Linked DNA regions of Homo sapiens: region 2 is linked to region 1. The links are chromatin loops, found by intact Hi-C in ENCODE. Cell type or tissue: ascending aorta. All regions are shown on one strand. Each heading gives the region's core, and the rest is flanking DNA. Links, peaks and the distances in the headings are about the cores only.

Region 1 (8,602 bases), core at 206-8,205:
ATTAACCCTGGCACCATGTCTGTCAGAAAGCCAGTCTGCAGACAGAGCAATGGAACTGACGTTCAAAGTCAGCTGAAATGAACAACTATGTAATCCAAAAAGAAAGTGAATAGCTGCCTACTTTCTAAATAATAATAAGAGTTAATGGTTACTGAGTTCCTATTACGTGTCAGGCAGTGTTCCAAGTGCTTTATATGTATTATCTCACTGAAACTACACAACAACACAACAAGGTAGAAACTTTGATTATTCCTTCTTTTTAGACAAGTAAATGAGGTTCAGAAATATGAGGTAACTTATCCAAGGTCACAAATTCAGCAATGCCAAGGTTGGAACTCACATGCAGGCCTTCTGACTCTAAGAGCTTTTCACCACTAAGTTAATGTTGAGGTGTTCCTGGCTTCCTATAGTTGGATTTCACAAGCTTCCTTCATATCTTGATATCTTCATCTCTTTTTATTTGAGTTGGTCTTAGTGGGTTTATGTTCAATACACCCAAATGTTCCCTTAGATACTGGCATTGTCAAGATTCAGGCTTCCTTTCTCTACTCCATAACAAATCTGTGAGTCTCAATGTCCATTTGTTAAATGCACCAAATCCAGATTTGCACTGATTTAGTGGAATTCATGGCGTTCCAATGGTTCCCTGTTCCCTCCCCAATTGTCACATAGCAGGTGTTAGTCTGACATCAGGGTCCTTTGGAGCTACACTTCCAATGCAATGTGATTTATTAATTAAACTATGAATGAGTGCCTAACAAGGGATGAAATTGTTGACACTGGTTCAAACACTGTAATTGTCCCATGATGTCCTCACCTCTAATTTTATGTTTTTTAACTTTTCAAAGTTAAAGTTTTTATGTAAGTGACATCCTGCGATTACATACATCTCTGTGACTCTTGAGACTAGGATGGCATTTCTATGGCCTTACTATTGTTTATTCATGTCACACCCTCACTCCCTCACTCAGTCAACAAATATTTGAGTATCTGCATGCACCAGGCGCTACACTAGGCACTGGTATCAATAGGTTATGTTCTCTGCCCTCACAGAGGGCAATAAAGTGTAATAATATGCCATATCAGTTTTCCCTCTGAATCAACAGGAGAGCTACAACAAATAAAAAGAGCACATAGGATTAGACATTTTGTGGATGAGAAATCCAATGTAGCAGCTAAGAGCACAGACTCTGTTGACAGATGACCTGGGTTCAAGTCCCTGTCACTGTGAGACTTTGGATTAGTTCCCTGTATCTCAATTGTTTAACCTGTTAAATGGGAACAAAAACTGTAGCTCTGTCATTGGGTTAAGAGAGAGAGCATTTTTGCAAATCACTGAGAATGTAATAAGTACTGCAGAAATGTTTTTCCAAAAGAAAAAACAGCTCCAGTCCACTCTGCCCACTGATCATAACCGAGCAACCTGGCAGCCAGCAGTAGCGATGTGACAATATTGGAAACTGCAAACAGGAACACAGCATCATCGGTGTTGGGAACTGGGGTTCCGGGCACCAGGACCATGGTGACACTGCAAGAAAATGACTCCACTAGCCACTGCCCCTAAGTGAAATAGGGCTTCTACAATCAGTTGCTTCTGGCTCTCAGAATTCCTAAACTAAGGTGACTTTTCCTGAAGAATTTGGTTTTTAATAAGCAGATCTTGGAAGGATGAAGCAGAAGCACAAATTTGGAAGGGATCTTAGAAGTCAAGTTCTCACCCAAATTTTTAAAAAGAGTTTACTTTGCTTACTAATTAGAGGAATGCCATAAAGATTACTGATTTACAACTAAAAATATACAACACATGTCATCAAAAATAGTGGAACTTGTGAAGCCAAAATATTAGAACTTGACCAACTAAATAAATAACAGGGCCAGTCATCGTGGGTGGTTTTATCATTCTTTCAGATTTATATTAAATTATATCATCTGTGTTCTTTACTGTCTTTGGGTTGAAGAGGTAAAAACATGGTACCTTTCTGGGTCATTAATTACATGATCTCTGGTAGGATGCCAAATCCTCTAGGGGTTATTTCTTAACCCCAAAGGGCTTCTTTTAGTATGTCGTGTGGATAAACTCAAACCCCTCTGACTATTGATTGATTAATCAGCCTCTCCTGAAGCATTTCCAGTGATGAAGGTGCACATTTTTAGACAGATCTTTTCATTCATTCAGCATCTCTAGTTATCATCAATAATTCCTTTTGTTGCTCCCAAATCACTTATGGTGGTTCTAGAGCAAGAATATCCCTGACTCTAAATGATGGTCTTCATATGCTTGGAGAAAAGGATTCCCTGTCTTGTTCTAATTTCCTGAGCTAGTCATCACTCGACATAAGTTATGACCCAAGTCCCTCAGGTTCAAAGGAGATCAGCATAATCTAGACATTCAAAGGGGTGTCCAGGAAGATCATTTTAAGAAAGGGTCACTGAAGTGCCTCAAAAGGTAATCTTGCTTCTGGACTGTGGGGAGAAGAAAAGCACATTGACTCCTTATTTTCATTATATCTGCAATATGCTCCTCCCTACCTCGAATCCTGCTGCCTAGAAAAGGGAATTGATATCAGAACTCAAACATGAGTACGTTGTGAGATCATGCGAATTCAGTGGAATTCAATAAGACTTTTGTAGCTGAAATTGGAAGCAAATGTCTCAAAATACACCTGTCCCTAGAGAGCATGGACTTGGTACTTTCAAAATGGAAACAACGATTTAGCTTAGTCAGGGCCAATTTCTTAAAAGCAAGCTTTTTTTCTCTGTACGTGTGACGATATAGACTTGGAACCTTCTTAGCTGATAGAATTTAATGTTTAAGAGGCCAAGGTTGGGAGTTTAATTCTCATAAGAAACAATTAACTTTGATCAGAACAAAGCTCTGTGCTGTGTGCTCACATCATTCCATCCTTAAATCCTAGACTATGTAGTGGTAATAATAAGCAAATGGATGACAGCTAACAAGTACCGAAGATTTTCTGTGTGCTAGGCACTCTATAGAAGGCTTTACACAAATTATTTCATTTAATGCTCACAACTGCTCTGTGAAGCAAGTTCTCCTAGGATTTTTTCAGAGTAAAAGCTAACTGCCTCCCAGTGACCCACTGTCTCTCTGCCCCGCCACATTCTGCTCCACCCACACTGGCCTCCCAGCTCTTTCCCAAACACGTTTGCCCCAGGGCCTTTGCATATGCTCTTCTCTCTGTCAGCAATGCTCCCTAGGTAACCTTCAAGGCTCATTTTTTCCCCTCTTTCAAGTTTTCTTTTAAATATCATCTTCTTAGCAGGTCCTTCCACCACCCCCTAAAAAATTGCAATACGCTCTCTGCCATTATATGATGTACTTCTCTGCTTTATGTATTTTCCATAGCAGTTATCATTTTCTAGCCTATAATACAATTGACTTATTTTTGTGTTATCTGACTTGTTACCTGTGTCACTTGACTAGACTGTGTGCCAGAATTTTTGTCTACTTTTATTCACAGCTCCAAACTCGGTACCTAGAAACCCAGCTGATACATGGTAGGCACTTCCTAAATATGTGGTGGTTATATTTTATATGGGAGGCAATATGCACAAAGAGGGTATGAGTCAGGACTTTATAGAAAGAAAAACGTCATTAGGAACCTGTGTTTCAGAAACAAAACTTGAAGTACATATCCCTTTCCGGGTAGGTTGGCGCCATTACTAAGGGCAATGTAATAGATCTAAATAACACGTAAATAGAGGTTGGCGCCATTACTAAGGGCAATGTATTACATCTGAATAATATATAAGTAGCAATACACACTACCAATCAAGAATATAAAGAAGTATTCCAAGTGTGTTGCATATTCAGGAATTATGTAATAATAGTCAGAAATCACTTGGAATATTTTGCGACTCTTCTGGGAAATTTCATGTCACAAAACTTGAGGGAAGTGTGCCAAACTAAAAAGTGAAGGAGATCTAAAAGTTCTCATGAAAATGTTTTCCCAGGGTTGTGCCACAGCAAGAATGACAGTGTATAATACTTCTTTATAGACGCCATTCAGATTCAAGGATCTTTTCCCAAGTTCCTTTTAGGTGATTATATTTAACCTCCTTAACAATGCAGGAATCAGATTTGCAGATGAGGCACTGTGCTCTGACAGGCCGTGTGCCTTCCTGAAATAGCCTGGTAAGGGGTACAATGCGGAACAGAATAGAATTCTTTTGTCTCTGTCTGGCATGCCTGCCCAGGCTTCATGTATTTATCATTTTACAGTATCTTCTATCCTGAGGAAAAACCTCAGTTTTTGTAAATGACTAACTTAATGTCTCATCAATGAAAAAATATGAAACTATAATTATTACTTTCCCTACCTATTTTTCTGAGGTCAGCTGTTGCACAGATTCGATATTCATACCGGAGGGCATACATCATCATGGTAAAATTAGTGTCTTTGTCTGAAGTTCATTTCACTAACTAAATAGCCAGGCATATAAAGCTCACATTATTACAGAGGGGGAAAAATGCAGCTGCCGACAGGATCGCTAAGAACAACAAATACCAAGAAAATCTCAAAAAAACTGACCACTTTTTTCCTAACCATATTTTTGCTGACTATTTTCTCCACAGCCTTGGAAACTTGTTTTCACCTCCATTCTTTTCCAAAGAAAGACTTCTACCCCGGGGGAGAAAAAAAAAAAATTAAGACCTCAACACCAAGTACAAATTGCTCATTTAAAGAACAGGAATGTAGGATGCGGGGGCTTTTCTTCCTTAAAAACTCATCACTGTGTAGAAAAAATCTGAATGCTGTCCTGATTCTTCTTGAGCAGTGGAGCAGTTTTTTGGTTTTGTGTGAGTTAATTTTAATTAAAAAAAAAAAAAAAAGCACCATTCTTGAGAAGCTGTTGCTATGAGACTTCCTGGGCCACAACAGATGGCCACAAGAACAGTTCTCAGGCCTGAGCTCGGAGCTCTGCGGCCTCCACTCAGGCATACCATTAACATTCCTGAAATACCTTCGGAGGCAATGCAGGCCAGCCACCTTCAGACGGCTCACCCGCAACTGGCCTCCCTGGTCAAGGGGCCAGGGTTGAAATTTGTTATAAACTAAATGATCAGGTCTTTCTAGGAAAAAGCCAGAGGAGAGAGGGTGCTGTCCTCAATTTAGGCTTCAGGAAAACTTTACCAGCAACCCGCTGGGGTTTTGAGTTGTTCAGGTGAGCACACACCCAATTCATTTCATTGTTTTAATGCTCTCTCTTTCAGTCACAGAGTGATCCAGTTAAGAGAACCAGCATATTTTTGGCCTGAAGCATTTTAGTGCCCAGAGAGAACTGCTCAGGGAAAGGTTTAAGGATCCCTGATTTCCGTTTTGACAGAAAGACAAAAAGGGAAGGAGAACCGCATGGTATTTGAGGTTCTAATTTCTCACTAACTTCTTGGTAGTGTTGGACAAATTCTTCCATTTCATTCTTTTTCTCTCTCTCTTCCACACTAGGATAATGATATATGACCTACCTCAGATGGAAGAACTAATGATCCACGATTAATAAACAACTGAGAAATAAATGCATAAGTATCAGGTCACTGAGACTGTGCCTCCACTGCTGTGAGAGTAAAGATAAGGGAAGAACTTGGAGATTCCCTTCAGAGGCTGATTGCTGGGACCCCCGCCCCTGGAGGGCTGATGGGCAATGTGGAACACATGTTTTAGTGGGCAGAGTCTACTGGTAGCTCTACTGCTTACTAGGGAGCTTTGGTACTTGGAAAAAACCAAGTGTTTCTGAGCAGCCATAGCTTCCCAGGGTGGGGCTCATTTACATTCCAACACCAGAGTTTTTGCTTTAAAGCCAGGCTTCCAGTGCAGAAGCAAAGTCCTCCTTCAGTGACTGATGCCAGGAGTCTTTTTTCTTTTTTTTTTTTTTATGAGACAGAGTTTCACTCTTATCACCCAGGCTGGAGTGCAATAGCACAATCTCAGCTCACTGCAACCTCCGCCTTCTGGGTTCAAGCGATTCTCCTGCCTCAGCCTCCCGATTAGCTGGGATTACAGGCATGCGCCACCAAGCCTGGCTAATTTTGTATTTTTAGTAGAGACAGGGTTTCTCCATGTTGGTCAGGCTGGTCTCAAACTCCCGACCTCAGGTGATCTGCCCACCTTGGCCTCCCAAAGTGCTGGGATTACAGGCGTCAGCCACCGCACCCAGCTAGGAGTCTCTTGATCACTTGTGGAACATCACTCATTCTATCAGTTTTGGTTCACACAAGTTTGTTGAGAGCTTTTATCTCAATGGGATCAGATGATATGCCACCCATACCGCTCTGCGGCTATCATTTGGGCTTCATTTTTTAAACCAGTCAGTCCAACTAAGAAGCAAAATTGTGTGAGACAGCTTAGGTTCATGCCTTCCAAAATCATCCATTTGTATGAAAGTATACCTTCCCACCCGTCACCAAAATGTGATCATTAAGACTGCTGGGGATTTTTTTTTTGTTTATTTTTTGTTTTCTAAAAAACATGCCTTTTAGGGGTTTGGCCTAACAAGGAGTGCTACCTTTTCCCTATTAACCAGCGACATTTTAATGAAGTCATCTATGGAGGGGTGGAGGTGAGGAAGCTGTTTCTTTTTCCATGTGTCTAGGGCTACCCAAACTCAGCTTGCTTGTCTGCTCCCTATGGCCAGAGCACATTGAGCTAAGGGAGGTCTTCACCCAGCTGCTCAGCTTCTGAACCTACAGGCCTCCCCAACCCCAGGAAAAGTCAGGGGCCAAGGCTGGACACTGTGGGGAGAAGAAGGGGAGAGAGACAGAAACAGAAAGAAGGTGTCTGATGTTTGCAACCTTCCATTTGCAGAGCTGAACCTTCCAAGCAGAGCCAAGGGGGTGCACAGCATGTGTCTAGGAGGGGGAGGCTGCGTGGCTTTCTTGTGCCCCATTGTGTATTGTGCTGTCCACAGCACCAGTAGGGACCCTCACCAGACAGCAGTCAGGGAGCCTGGCAGGCATTCCACAGTTCCTGGAAGGAGGCTTTTAAAAATGGTCACTCGGGAAACAATAAACTTAAGATACTTAATCCCCTTGCCCTCCAATCTAACTCTCTAATGATATTGTTCTTGGAATAAAATATCTATTTATCATAGTTATTAATGAATGTGTTAAATTACATATTTGGAGTGCCCTGGTACTCTGCAGACCTGAACAAGGGCTTTCTACACTCTTAATATGAAACGTGGGGTTTGTGACTTTGTTTACTTTTAAGTATTGTTAAGAAGTTTTTCAACCAGCTCTCTCCTCTTCCTTTCTGTACCTTTTTAGGATACTGGGGTTTTTATGGAAGACAATGATTAGGGCTAAGATTAGGGAATAAGATGAGGGTATTTATCCCTCTCCATACAAAAAATGATTTACACTTAACTCAGGAAATTACCTTTGATTTATATATTCTCTAGGTTGTAATTCATAACCGAAGGTAGATTTTTGAAATATAAAAATGTTCAATATCTATTTAGCTTTCCAATGTTCATTTCTCTTTAACAACTTCAACATTTATAAATTCACTTTGTGTCTACCTACCTATGGATCCATATTTTAAAATCACTTGCATATACACTATATTTTTAAGTGATTGCTGTAGACTTGTGTGATGATCATATTTCATCTGATGGGTAATGCCATTTCTGGTGCTTTTATTCATCAAAGCAGTAATTTTTATGTTTATATTAAATGTCACTAATGTGTTATTTTATTATAGGAAAATGTTTTTATAAAGACACTTTAGCTAACTGCTGAAAAAAATGGAAAACTCCAACTGGCTGTAATCATTGGAAGAAAAAACACACTTGAGGATGATTAGCACAGATTTTGAATGACCTGTTTGCCCTATTGCTGTTTATCACTTGAACAGAATCATTGAGAATGGGTAAACACCTTCCTTTCATGAAGGTGTTTACATCCTTGAAATTAATGAGGTGGGAAAAGTAGTCTCAGAACCTCTTTAGATTTATAAAGAGAACTTTACCCATTTTCAGAATGTTTTCAATGAAAAAAATTTAAATCCAAGGGAAAATTACCTTCCTTCCTATCACAACAAAACAGACAGGGTGAAAACACTAGTCCCAAACCACCAGTCTTTTTTATCAATCTTCAATTATTAAATCCTCAAGTTACAAATACGGTGACAGCAACCCCAGAGAAAAGACAGGATGGTCCCTGAAGTATGTGTCAATTGATTTACAAGTAAAATGAAATCAGAGCATAGTTAAGGATTAATCAGAATCACACAGAAGCACGTTCTTAAGCATCTCAACTGTTGCTTAAATGTAGGTGCTTGCATTTATAATCCGACCTTCTCTGAAACATAAAGGATGAGAAGAGTGAGCCAACCAATCAATACAATCCAATTTTGCTGTTGAAGTGCAATTCATTGATTCACCCATGTCGAACAAACCTAAAAAAGAAAAGCTGCCTTCATATCCCAAATAAGAAAGTTAAAGATAGCTTTAAAAATAAGTTATAATTAAAATTAGGCTGTAAATCCTGAGGTTGCATGATTGGAGGGAGCCAAGATGTTCAGGCTGACTTGGTCTTATTATACAAGTTAGCATATATATTTGTTGGCCTTAACTAAAAGTTACT
Region 2 (8,602 bases), core at 250-8,249, 390 kb before region 1:
GAGGGCAGAGGAGACATGTACAGTACACTCCTTTGAGCTCTGTCTTTTCTCCTTACAGAATACCCACTTGGAAAAGAGAAGAAGTACATACCCCTTCATCTTAGGTCATGTCTTTTTCTGAGGTCCTATTTCAGTAGTACAGACGCCTCTGAGCTGAAGAGAGGTAAAGAAAAGAACATGCTGTCTCGCACACAAAATCTTTGACTGACCACCAGCCACCTCCCAGTATCTGGAGAAATTCTGGCCTCACGAACTGTCCGCAAAGTAAGTTTTATTTAAGTACCCTGATTAATCATTTCTGTAGATACACACTCTTATCTGACTGCATTCTAGAAAGTATTGAATTGGTTTCACATTCTCTTTTAAAAAAAGAAGGTTAATGGGAAGATGGGAAACGCCCTTAGTTCTCATGCAAAAGGGAAAACACTGGAATGCAAAGTTTTGACCCAAACCACAGCTATGAAGCCAGCATCGGGATGCTTTCAAAGCTAAGCATTGCTGGGGTAACTTTCATAATATAAAATGTCTGGACCATCTCATTACCAATGAGAATTGCATTCTTTAAAGATGATTTGAACAACATTTGCTACTCTGCTTGTCATCTATACCATGAAATCCCATGCCTAGAGCCAAGAAAACCCCCAAGGAAATTGTCTCACACAAGCAGCAGAACAGAGAGCGCCAGGCGGCAGTGAGGAACTGTTAAGAGAAAAACCATATGGTAATACAAGGAAAGAACAACTTCTCAGTGCGGCCCAGCTGGAAGCTGAGACTAAGGAGGAGCATCCAGGAGCCAGCCCCTAGGTCACAAAGCCAGGTAGATAAGCTCAGAATGCCAAACCCAGGGAGCCACTCTGGAAAACATATCATATAACCAAAAAAGCACTTGATTAATACTGAATAATTGTCCCAATTCCAAGTGCTATCTCCAAGTAACTTTCTCCAGAAGACTCCCAGTAGAGGAACACATTTTGCTTTTCCAGATCCTTACAAAATTAATGCCGTGTGGGGGTTTTCTTTGGGGCTGGTAAGATTTTCGGGAAATGTTACCTTTTAATTGTTTTGTTTCTGTAACATTTGAATTATTACAAAAGAAAAAAAAGCTGTAGTTTTATAATAGAAAATATATAAGATTTTTAAAATCCAGGAACATCAATAACAATAATACTAAATAAAGATCTTTTTTGAGGAGGTAAGCCCACAATATTTATTGTAGCTAATAGGTAGGTTAACAGAGTAAAATAGGAGAACTTAATTTTTCTAATAGTAGAACCAAGTCATGTTGAAAGTGACAGGAGGAATCGGAAAAGTGGAAAAGTGTAGTGGAAGGTGCCCAACATGTGAAGTCAAGACAAGAGCACCTCTTTCATAGTTTAGCTGTGTGACCTAGGGTATTTAACTTTGCCTCAGTTTTGTCAGCTTTAAGACACATTCTCTCACAGGGCTGTTGTAAAGAATTAATTAACATATTTATCTTTTGTCAGCTCATTTTACACACTTTTCTTGCCCATCCTTGCCCATGACTTTAATAGCCAACCATAAGCTAACAACTCCCTTTGTCATGACCCACACAGCCCAATCTCCTCTGCTGGGCTTCCTACTGTACAGCATGGCCCAGGCATCTCTAAGCCAACATCTCGGTGGAACTCAGCCTATCCCCATTCTCAATTCAAATAAGTCCTCCTATTTTTTTCACGCCAAATAGCAGCAATGTCTACTTCAAGGTATAAGAGAGTCCCCCAGAATAACATGTATTAGCATGCATCTGATAAAATCTGCACAGTTATAGACCTCCACCCTCTTGCAGGAGAAAAAAAGCCCACTGTTTAATCAGCTTAAACCCTCCCCTATCCTCTGAATTGGACAGTGAAGACTTGAAGTCATCAGTATCATGTTAGCTTTTCTCCTCTGTGCCCTGATGTATACCTCTAACATTTGCTGGTCACCCACCACACTCTTTTCGGCCAAATTTTTCCCACTCTGCCCTTTGGACATAACTACAACCAGTCTACTACCAGCTGGTTTCCATCCCTAAGCCCTGAAATCCAATGACTAACTTTGATATTTCTCTTAACGCTGCCCTCATTCGACTTCACCAAAATTTGTAAGCGCCTTGTTGTTTCAACAGAAGTCATACTCTCCAACCTTCTCATTTTCAGATAAGGAAACAGGTACAATGGCTACTTGACTAGTGTTCTTTATGCATGGGCCAGGTGGAGACAGAGTGAGGCGCGGGAGAACCCAGGACCCTGGTGCCTGGCCCACCTTCCCTCCATTACACTTAGGCCCGCTTTGCAGATAAGAACTCACATTGGTTGTGGATGAAGCCGAATCTAAAAGGCCTGGAAATACCATGCTGCATTCGTTCTCGTTCTTCCACCTAGACCTGCAGCCCCCTTTCTGTCTCTACAGCCTACCCAGGTTTACCTGGGACTAGAGTTTCACCTTCATTCCATCAGAAATTAAATTTCTCATATGCCCTTAGGAAAAACGCTGTTGAAAAGCAGTCCCCAGAAACAGGTATCCGAAGTGAACAGAGCCCCAGAGCTGCTTACAACCCCAGATAGGGGGAGGAGGGGAATCACTAGCAAAACAGCATTTCAGCAAACAACCACCAAGTGTGAAAATCCAAAAACTGTACAAAGCTAGAGCACTTTTTTCTTAGAGACAGAATGTTTTTCTAAAAGTCTGTGTAAACTCTTGAGAAGTTAAATCTAACTGGATGCCAAGAATTAACAACAACAAAAAAGACATTTTCTTCAGTTTCCAAAGACCACAGTCTCTCTCTGAGCACAAGTGACTAATGCCTGTAACAGCCGAACATTACAAAGTGCTGACCAGCAGAAAGTCTGTTTGGGAATGACAAGGTCCACGTGTGCATTCCAGGGACGCTTACAGATTCTGCAGTACTCCAAGGAAGACAGGGTGGGAGGGAAGCAATGTGACAAATAGGCAAGAAGTATTTATAAAGGCACGACCCAATTAGAAACAGATGTTGCAGCTGCTCTTTCGCACTGGCCCACATCAGAGATGATGAAAAGCCCGTCACCCAGCAGCCACCTAGGAACACTAATGAGCAAAGCAAGCGGGGAAGTGGGGAAGAGGTCATAAACCATTTCAAAACCCTCTTGCTGTCCAGTGGGTCCCAAACAACCCAGTTCCATTTAAGACATATCACGTCTCTTGCAGAGCATAAAACCACCCACTTGTCTCACTGTTGTTTATTTGGGTCATTTTTGTCCCTCCTGCCCTGTCTTTATCCTATGGAATATCTTCAAAACAGTGACGAATAGGAGGTCAAATAGAATTAAGAGGCTCAAAGCAGTTGGAAGTTTTTTCCTCAACTTTTTATGTCCTGTGCTACTCATATTCACACATCTATTCCTCAGTATTTCCTGTTTGAGAAATATTGTGGCTCAGTTCATCTATTTCTATTCACTGAATGCATTCATCAGCAAATAATGAAATATGGATGGGACGCTTCCTTCCCGATGCCACCATTTCTATCACCGGATATAAATTAGCCACTTCCTTTCTGAAAGATACCATATATTTCTGTGCCTTTCTGAAAAGGCAGGGGATTTTCAGTTACAGTAATGGCCATGTGATGGCAGTCTCTGTGAGAGAAGAAAAAAAAAAAATCCAATCCAGTTCCAAGCAAGTCATGAACAAAAGCACCAGGGCTGTTTCCCCTAGTCACAACCTGGCTGCTTTCTCCTCCCAAGGCATGTTCAGTTCCTAATCCAGGCTGACCTAGAACATCTGAGTCCAGTGACACATTTCCAGCACCTGAAAATTGAGGAATTATACCAGAAATGACCAAAACCATGATACATATTGAGGAAATAAACATACCAATTAACATCTGGTCTTGCTCTACAAATATTACTAAACAATTATGGCCAAAATCCTCAAGTCTTCCTAAGAGTTCTTTTTTTCTTTTCTTTTTTTCCCTGAAATGGAGTCTTGCTCTGTCGCCTAGGCTGGAGTGCAATAGCGCGATCTCGGCTCAATGCAACCTCCGCCTCCAGGGTTCAAGCAATTCTCCTGCCTCAGCTTCCGAGTAGCTGGGATTACAGGCACCTGCCACCACGCCCAGCTAATTTTTGTATTTTTAGTAGACACGGGGTTTCACCACGTTGGCCAGGCTGGTTTTGAACTCCTGACCTTGTGATCTGCCTGCCTCGGCCTCCCAAAGTGCTGGGATTACGGGCATGAGCCACCACACCTGGCCTCTAAGAGTTCTACTGTGTCTTAATCTCAACCCTGGATAAAACAATATCAGGATGGAATAGGGGTTGTTTACATAAATGTGGGGCATGTGCTAGTTTTCTACTGCCATATAACAAATTATCACAAATTTAGTGGCTTGAAACAACATCCATTTATTAGCAGTCAGTTTCATAGGTCACAACTTTGGGCATGGTGTAGCTGGACTTTCTGCCTGGGTTATCACACGGCTGAAATCAAAGTGTGGGCCAAGCTAAGGAGGTTGTCCTCTCAAGGCTCTGGGGAAATACCCTCTTCCAAGCTCATTCCAGATGTGGGCAGACTCAATTCCTTGCAGCTGTAGGACTGAGGGCCTTCTCTCCTTACTCGCTGTCAGAGGCTGCACTCAGCTCCAAAAAGTCACTGACGGTTCCAAGCCACGAGGTCACCTCTGTCTTCAAAGTCAGCAATGAAAAATCTCCCTGTGTCCCTCTCACATGTCAAATATCCTTCTTCAGGAACAGTCTGGTCCCTTTTAAGGGACTGCTTAATGAGGTAAGGTCCACCCAGGTCAATCTCCATTTCTAAACGACAGCTGTGCCATAACCTACCTGTGGGAGTGATATTCACAAGTTCTGGGGATTATGCAGAGCGTGTACACCAGGGGGCTGGGATCTTGGGGCCATTTTCGGATTCTGCCTACCAAAGTATACATTATTTCAACATCCCTATTTCTCCTGTGTAACTTTAGGATAAGATATAATAATGAATATTGGCATTTCCCCAGCTAAAAAAAAAACAAAAACAAAAAACAACAAAAAAAACACACAACTGTCTCCAGGAGAAAAAAGATAGATATTAGTAAAAGCATGGTAAACTAGATCCCTCTCAGGCTACCAAGGCAAACCTTTTACACTGAATCTGATAAGGGCAGCTAACCACAAACTAGCTAGCCTTTGGAGGAAGCCTTCCAAAAATGAAAGTAAACTGCAAATGTTTAGGTGTTGTGTTTGTAACAAGAATTCTAGGAAATACAAAAGATTCTTAAGGAATTTGAGTCTTATTAGGGAGATAAGTTATTGAGGTAAAATGGAAGATGATTTTGAAATGTTTCATGATGAAATATACTACAAAGATTACAGGGTTAGACAATGGAGATGAATGTGGACCAGAGCAAAAATGTAAAACTCTCTTAAAGCAGGTCAGTTTTGCCCTAGGTTATGGTAAGATGAAATAAGATCTGGGCCGGGGGTGGTGGCTTATGCCTGTAATCCCAACACTTTGGGAGGCTGAGGCAGGCAATCACTAGAGGCCAGGAGTTTGACACCAGCCTGGCCAACATGGTGAAACCCCGTATCTACTAAAAATACAAAAATTAGCCAGGCATGGTGGCACCCGCCTGTAATCCCAGCTACTAAGGAGGCTGAGGTGGGAGAATCGCTTCAACCCAGGAGGCGGAGGTTACAATGAGCCAAGATCACACCACTGCACTCCAGTCTGGGCAACAGCAAGACTCCATCTCAATCAAAAAAAAAAAAAAGATTTGAATAGTTGCAGAAAGGGAATGGAGATGGATGGAAAGAAAGAGGTAGAATCTATCAAGGAAGGCAGCAGGAAAAGGAAAGAGGCCCAAAGGGCAGGGAAATCAATGAACTAGGAAAACTAAGAGTAGAGGATGTAAGACTTTAAAACTGATTCTTTTTCAGTTTACTGGAAATAGTCCTTAAATGGGGAGCATTATGCCCAGGATGTGCTACTAAGTATTCGAGTGTCACTTGGGGGAGAGATCTAGAAACAATCACTGAGCAGCCACGTCATGAAAGACTTTTCTGTTTCCCACTCCCTAGTGTACTTACAAACATATCTTCCCACCAGACCAGCACACCAAGGGATCATGAGTATAGAATTGCCTCAGTCAAGGTTTTAACCCAGATTACCAGCTGGGGCAACCATCCAAATGGTAAGCTATTTGATGCAAACTTCTGCAGAGCATGAAAAAAAAAAAAAATGCATATCTTGCAGAGAAGCTAATAAACAGACTCTATTTGTTACCGCTACAAGTTCAGCCATTCTAATCAAGCTAAAGCTTTCTTACTCCTTCCTTACTCTGTTCTCCTTCTCAAAAAATAGGACCAAATAACCCCTAATAAATCAATAAATACTCCCACTAGCAGAGACAACTTTCTGCCTTACAGAAAGTTAACTGCACATTGTAGAAGCATCCACCTAGGTGTAAGAGAAAGTTGGTTTAGAGTTTTTCTCACACATACTGTTGTGCTTAGGAAAGCAGACCCAAGAGGCTGTATTACAATTTTCCTCTTTTCTCAAAGTTCTCCTATTGATAGAAGATTTTATATGCTGGCTTTCTTGTCTTGATCAGTTAATGCAAAACAAACCTTTTCACATGCTGCAGCTCACAAGAATGTTCCCACAGTCCTCTCCACCCCCTCCATTGTCCACTAAAAATGTCTCTTAAAGAGCCATTTTCTTTATCATTATCATCATGTTGATATGTCTGAATAATCAAGTAGGGCCCAAGTAGAACACAGGGAAAATGCAACTGCATACAACAATCCGTTATAAATCCCATCAGCTCTCAAAAAGAGATGATAAAATATGTGCAAGAGCACAGGTTACATTTTTACTCATGTTGTTACCACAAAGCACAAAAGGTTTGGGTCAGCAGCCCAGACTTCTCAGCAAGATCGGGTCCAATTCCACATCAATGGTCCTAGATTGATAGATTAAGAGTATGGGATATGTGAATGGGAATATGTTTCTGACAGTCTTGATAGCATGATTACAGGGAAGCATTAAGCTAAAATCAAAACTTGAAAGATTATAGCTTGGCAAGAGATCCTTGCTGTAATCCATACGATCTGTAGGAAGGAAAAACTGAAGTTAAATGAGACTCAGGGTGAAAGACAAACCAGAATTAGCAAAAATCTTAGGCACTGATCCAGGTGGCTGCCATTAAACACTCCCAAAGCCTAATGGTCCATTTGAATAATTATTACTCACATAGATAAAATGAATGGCAAGCTAAGGGAAATAAGTGATGATTACACTGGCAAAAACAAGAACTACTTTCCCATTTGAATTTGAGAAAAATCCAAGCCTCAAATCCCTTCCCACATAGAGAGGGTCAGACCACGTATCTCACTGTAATCATGGCTACACAGAGTTAAGCCTCTTTTGCCACAACTGCACCAAATGTACACACTTAGGTTGCTTATTACCGGGAGTGGGTTTAGCGCAATGTGGCAGCTGCAGCCACCGATATAAGGAAACAAGGCTTGGCAGCAATTCCCCACGATTCCTTCTCAGTTCCACTTCCTATCCACCCTTTAGCCCGGATATTAATAATTCAGAAGACAGTGTGACAGCCACAAGTCACATGCATGAACACCCAAGAAACAATCACTGTAAAACCTGATGTGTTTGGACAGACAAACTTGTGAAGCTTTAGTCCCCATGGAGAACAGAGCACCAATAAATGTACCTCATACTTCACCTCATATTCTGGGATCAAGGTGGAAAAGTAGATCACTATCTTTTCAAAGTATCAGTTTAAAGTTGCTGGGAGTACCTATATGATGAAGGTTAAAATACCCAGAGAAGGAAAAAAGGCAACAGGCTCTACCACTTTCTTATCCACAGAACAAAAAAAGAGGGGTCTGCCATTTCCCTAGATCAATCAATCAAAAAACAATTTTATCAAACATTTATGAAAAGACCACAATACTAAGTATGGTTTAGCAAAAACAAACAAGGCATTCAAAGGTCACCATGCTTGATGCTTGGTCTACCCTTCAAGCTTCTCAATATGTCCCTCCTTCCACTCCAGCCATCAGGAAAATAATGTTTATTGGGTGCTTGTTTGCCCCCACTTTTTTTTTTTTTTGACATGGAGTTTCTCGGCTCACTGCAACCTCTTTCTCCCTGGTTTAAGCAATTCTCCAGCCTCAGCATCCCAACTAGCTGGGATTACAGGCGCCCACCAGCACGCTCGGCTAATTTTTGTATTTTTTAGTAGAGACGGGGTTTCATCATGTTGGCCAGGCTGTTCTTGAACTCCTGACCTCAGGTGATCCGCCTGCCTTGACCTCCCAAAGTGCTGGGATTACAGATGTGAGCCACCATGCCTGGCCCTTTGTTTGCCCTTTTAAAAACCTTCCCATTTAATCCTTATAACTTGTGAAGTAGATACTATTGGCTCCATTTTACAGAGAAGGAAACTAAAGTTCAATTCATGGCAGAACCAGCATTCAAACCAGTTTTGCCAGATTCTAAGTCCACCACCGCCCATACACTAAACTGGACAACTGACTCTTTTCAAAGCATACCGACCTCTGCACAGAGCATGCCTCCACCTTCAACTCCACTTGTCAAA

The links. Hi-C counts contacts between places; a loop is a spot of excess contacts. Peaks named below come from ENCODE experiments on the same cell type or tissue, not always from the same donor. Only the 100,000 strongest peaks of a DNase experiment are listed, where the experiment ranks them.
Region 2: a loop joins it to region 1, with 1.8 times the contacts of the local background. A loop is called at or near these places in 2 of 110 quality-filtered maps.

The regions. Positions count from the first base shown.
Region 1 is chr4:76,586,760-76,595,361 of GRCh38, reverse strand. All of the region lies in intron 2 of SHROOM3 (shroom family member 3), which reads right to left. Among named protein-coding and RNA genes, the nearest start is that of MIR548AH, 16 kb to the right of the region's middle. In ascending aorta, for the core only: no CTCF peak of the experiment used is centred there; DNase peaks (open chromatin) are centred at 1,471, 4,951 and 5,743; H3K4me3 peaks cover 6,279 bases; H3K27ac peaks cover 7,341 bases.
Region 2 is chr4:76,979,360-76,987,961 of GRCh38, reverse strand. The region is part of intron 1 of SEPTIN11 (septin 11); the gene reads right to left. Among named protein-coding and RNA genes, the nearest start is that of SEPTIN11, 34 kb to the right of the region's middle. In ascending aorta, for the core only: CTCF peaks have their summits at 679 and 3,610; a DNase peak (open chromatin) is centred at 2,941; H3K4me3 peaks cover 1,742 bases; H3K27ac peaks cover 2,383 bases.